Regions from separate parts of the Homo sapiens genome. Here region 2 is linked to region 1. A link is a loop called in an ENCODE intact Hi-C map of the cell type or tissue named here. Cell type or tissue: heart right ventricle. All regions are shown on one strand.

Region 1 (2,500 bases):
ATGCATAAAGAGGACTCCCTTCTGTAAGCAAAACTAGTTAGCATCAGCATACAACAGATGAATTTAGACATCTGCAAAAATAACTCTATCTTAGAGGACTGTTAGTAAATAAGTTATTGAAGAAGGCTTAGGGAATATGCGGGTCCAATTAAGATTACCATAGTATATCTTCAGAAATTATAGGTAACTAAAGAAACTGCAGTATGATCAATGGAGATGTAACTTGTCTATCTGAAGTAATTTTGAATCGTATTTCTTTATCTATGATGCCTGCCTTCTACCCTAGATTTTTAAGCTCCTTCATGACAAAGGCATAACTCTATTGTCTTTGTTTTAAAACCAACTTCTAGCATGGGGCATAGGAATGTTTTAAATGCTCTCCTAGATGATTCTGATATGCCTACATGTTGACTATAATACTAGTTGAAGAGATATTTATTATTAGAGACACTGCAAACTGTAGCAATATATTTTTTTCATTCAGCAATTATTTACTGAAGGCTTTCTATGTACCAAGCACTAAACAGGTAACCAAAAAGTATGGAATAAATATAATATACAGCCACTTTTCTCAGAATGCTTACTATCTAGTCGAGGAAACAAACATACCTAAAACAATTGGGACCAAACACAAGCTGTGTATACTTAGCTCCTGAATGGAGTGGAGTAATTATATATTATATAAACATTCAGTGAAGTGGAATCAGTTCAGGCTTGCTTGAGTAGACAAGGCAGATTTTCTCAGAATAATTTTTTCTTTTTTCAAATATAATATTCTGGATGTTTAAGAACATTCTTACTTGCTAGATCCAGGTCTCTTTGTCCTCATTTTTGAGATGAATTAGTGGAGAATATGAAAACTAGTTTATTCAGAACACTTGGTGTTAAATATTTCTAACGGTGTTTCAATAATAAATTTACCATCCTCGTCAATGTCTGGAAGTTCTCTTCTTGGCAATTAATTTTTTTCAGCCAAAAGAGCATATCTGATAGCATTATTATTATTTTACTAAATATGAAAATATGAGGGATATCTTACATTTAAAACTAATTGCTTAAAGTGTTTTTTTGAGACATGTAACTTTTTAATACGCTTTTAAGGGGTTTTTGCTATCTATCTATCTATCTATCTATCTATCTATCTATCTATCTATGTATCTATCTATCTATGTATCTACCTACCTATCCATCTATCTATCTGTCAGAAAACCAAGAAATAATTTTGTTTGGGGTAGTAACAGTTAAAGACCAAATAGCGTTCCAGATCAGAAATGTAAGCCAATCTCTCTTCCTGCCCGTATTATCCACTTCCTTCCTGAAATATCATTTGTAAGGCCTGTACACTTGCTCAACGGCCCTTGCCTTCTCTGGCAACTGTAGCTGGAGGACTTTTAAAATAGAAGCAGGGCGCAGCACGTCTTGTCCAAGGAACAGCAGTGTCTGCACTTAGTGCTTGATGCCCCAAGCAGCTGTCTAAGTTGCTTGCCCCCAAACTGCCTTTGGATAGAAGTAAACAAAAGTGGATATCCAATGGAGCATATTTAAAACTGACCTCTGAGGCTATTTTAAGCAGATTGTAATTTTGCAAAAGGCATGGCCCTATTCCAAATGTTTATTTAGTGTTGAACAGTCTCCAATTGGCTGGTTGCTCCACTTTTTTGATGGTGTTAAAGACATTAAGAAAGATGCCAATAATAGATGCTGGATTTGCACTCGACCAGGGGCCCAGCAATTCATTTTGTTGAGTGCCAGATGAAACATTCACTTCAGGGAGAGAGAGGCAAGTAAATCTGGTGATATGGAAACTGGTTTTTATGGCAACCACTATTACCTCCACCCCTCACACCCCAACAGGAAACTCGTTTTGTGAAGATCTTTCCTATGGCCTTCTAAGTTCCTGCCAACATAATTCTTTTTCATAGAATAAATACTATGTGCAAAGCAGTTGGCTAAATTTTAGCATATAGCCTCCTTGTGTCCTTATAACAACTGTAAGAAGCAGATAATATTCCTCTCAATTTAGAGATGAGGAAACTGCAGTGCAGAGGCCTCCAACTATGAGGTTGAAATGAAGATATGACCCAAGGTCTCTTGGGTTCCAGAAGTTGCTTTCATTTTATTTCATGAAATATCCATGTGAATAGAATTCCCCTTCCTCCATGTATGTATTTGTGATGCAGTAATTCTTTTTCTATCTACTTATCCCTGATATGAATTTTGGCACCAGGATGTGACAAAATGAGTACCTGGGGTTGAATCTTATATTTTTTAAAGCAAACGGTAGCAATTTATTGTGCAAAAGGAAGAGCCCTTCTGAAGAATGTACATGTGAATATATTTCCCTATGTGTATTTAGAACAAAAAAAACCTCAACAACAACAACACCACCACCACCCCAAAAAAACCAAACCCTGGCTTTGCATATCATTTCGCCTTAATCCACTTGCCTTTGTGCTCCAAATGTCAATTTGCTTCTAGAAAAAACTTCTCCAAATAGAAC
Region 2 (2,500 bases), 360 kb after region 1:
TTATTAATTCTACTTATCATCATGTTTCAATCCCATAAATGTAGATAGAACAATTTAATTGCTTCCTATTTTTGCTTTCATATTATAAAGATTCCCTGCAATTGGTTTTTGGTCCTTTAAAGTATAATAGTAATTTTAATCAAACAGTTATTACTGACATTCATTGAAAGCCTATAGATGAAAAAACTGAGGTTCTGAGAGCTTGAGTAATTTTCCCCAAGTTCATATAATCATGAAGTATCAGAACTGAGATTCAGATCTGGGTCTGATGAAAACCTGTGCCCTGGATGAGCTTCCTGACCTCAGTGCTAGTAGTCCTGCCTTGCTTCTCCTCTCTAACATCTGCCTGGTATGCCCTGTACACCACAAGCAAGGGGTGCCTTCCAGAAGTCTCATCTAGTCTCCAAACTATTGAATTCTCGGAGTGAGCAGGGGCATTCATGGCCAGAGATAGTGAGATTGTGCTTCTTGGTCCTGAAGGTGAATATTCTGGCCTGGCTGGTGAAAGGGGCATCAGGCTGAGGCCCTCCCATCTAGCCCATCTGTGTTTGGCCCAGTCTGCCTGCCTGGGTATCTGATTACTTCTTTCTTTTTTATTCCACTCTAAAAATTGAGCCTTAACCAGAACTCTGGGCAGGGAACCTTGGCTATCTGAGACTGTTGTGTAGTTCTTTACAATAATTTTCCTTGGTGACAGTCACTGATTCCAATGTCATACCAAATGATTCTACACTGACTTCTCTCATCCATACCTTGAACACCTACTGTTTGCCGATAATTAGTCCTGTTAGACACCCTGGCACCACCCCTGCCCTGCCCTGCCCTGCCCTGTCAGGGTACGTACATCAATCACCCATTATGCCTAGGATTCCCTACATTCACATACTGTGATTTTGCACTGGGGACCCATGCCTTTCAAGCTGACTCATGTGCAAGAAGAGGTCAAGGATGGAGTCTTTGTTATGATTTGTAGTTAACTTACCCTAGTAAATAGGCCAGTCTGTTTTCAACGACTCAGGTCAACAAGGATAGGGATCTGGAACTCGGAAGTATTTTACAATCAGGTTAAAGATGAGTTTAGATTTCTGGAGGGATACACTTCAAATAGTGTTTATGCTCCCTGGATATCACACTCAGGAAACTGAATTAGGAAGAAACCTGCTTCCTTCCACTGCCTGGCTAAACAGATGGGACACAAAAAAAAATCCTGATATAGAACCATTCCTGTTGCAGAGAGGCATAGAATCCTGAGTAGAAAATGGAAAAAGATTTTTCCATTTTATGCATTAGCAGAGTTTATTTTAGTGATTTGTTTAGTTGTTAATCTTCTCTGTGATAGTGTGATCCCTGGAAGGGCCACCAGGTCTCTTGTGCTCATTTTATCCAGTAGGGGGACACAAAAATGTGCTCAATCATTGTCAGCTGCTGGAAGCAATAAATTTAGGGAATGTCTAAAGAAAGAAAAAGACCCTCATGTAAGCAAATAAATGATACTAAAGGAAAGATAGGTCTTGTCTGCCTTACCAGATATGAGACGTGATGCCCTTAAGTCTAGTGAAAACCATCTACACGATAATTATGAGTGAAGATAATAATGGTAAGCAGTAGAAGCTTACTCTTCATATTCACATTGCACTTTTCAAATAACAACTGTAACATTTCTTGCTCAAGTCCTCAAAGCTCAGAAATAGTTATATTCGAAGTCTGTGCCAACCAAATGGATGTATTAAATACATTGCTGGCTAAAAGCCATCGAAAAACTCTCTTTTCATTTTTCCTTCACCCTTCTCTCTATCTATGCAAGAAAGACCTAGGCACCATGGTGCAAAATTCTACTATAATATCACTCTTGGAATTACCTGGCTTTGGAACATTGTACATAATAGTTCTAATGTAACAGCAAGAAATTTCCTCCTCCTGTTTATTTTTCTGAAGCTGTAATAAGCAATCCTGTGTGACATTGCCTGTGGTGCGGTTGCCAGGCAGCAGAAAGAGATCTGCAGCAGGAGGCGGGAGAGCGGGGGAAGAGAGAAGAGAAAAGCAAGAGAGGAGGAGGGGGGAGGGCTGAGCAAGTTGGGGGCTGGGCTCTCAAACTGCTGAGCCAGAATTCCATCTCCTTGTCATCCTTCATGTTCCAGGCACATAATGAGCCAATAAGCTGGGCCTTAGAGGGGAAATAAAGATGGAAAAAAAACAGTTGAATGTTGTCATTAAATAGGGTGTCAATAATGTGTTTTTATTTTGTGAAGAAAGGGTTTCAGCTTTTTTTTTTTTCTCATGAACTTTGCTTCCTGGTAAATGCAGCTGTACAAATATTAAAGGGACAGCTTCTCAGTGGGCCTGCTTTGCTCTAAAACAACAAACAATTAACACATAACATCTTCCAGCACCGTGCATGGAGAACATACAGTTATAACCTGAAAGGTTTCAACTCCTCCCAAATCTCATGGTGTGGAAAAGTAAATCACAGAGAAAAGGTACTCCACCCTTTATTGAACAT

The links. Peaks named below come from ENCODE experiments on the same cell type or tissue, not always from the same donor. Only the 100,000 strongest peaks of a DNase experiment are listed, where the experiment ranks them.
Region 2: it touches region 1 in a loop (3-fold over the local background); 2 of 110 quality-filtered maps call a loop at or near these places.

What each region holds. Positions count from the first base shown.
Region 1 is chr3:177,722,746-177,725,245 of GRCh38, forward strand. All of the region lies in intron 3 of LINC00578 (long intergenic non-protein coding RNA 578), which reads left to right. Among named protein-coding and RNA genes, the nearest start is that of LINC02015, 93 kb to the right of the region's middle. In heart right ventricle, no CTCF peak of the experiment used is centred here; a DNase peak (open chromatin) is centred at 1,416; H3K27ac peaks cover 2,383 bases.
Region 2 is chr3:178,083,023-178,085,522 of GRCh38, forward strand. No RefSeq gene overlaps it. Among named protein-coding and RNA genes, the nearest start is that of LINC02015, 270 kb to the left of the region's middle. RefSeq lists an enhancer at 1,859-2,153 and a silencer at 1,859-2,153. In heart right ventricle, a CTCF peak has its summit at 1,394; a DNase peak (open chromatin) is centred at 2,019; H3K27ac peaks cover 2,172 bases.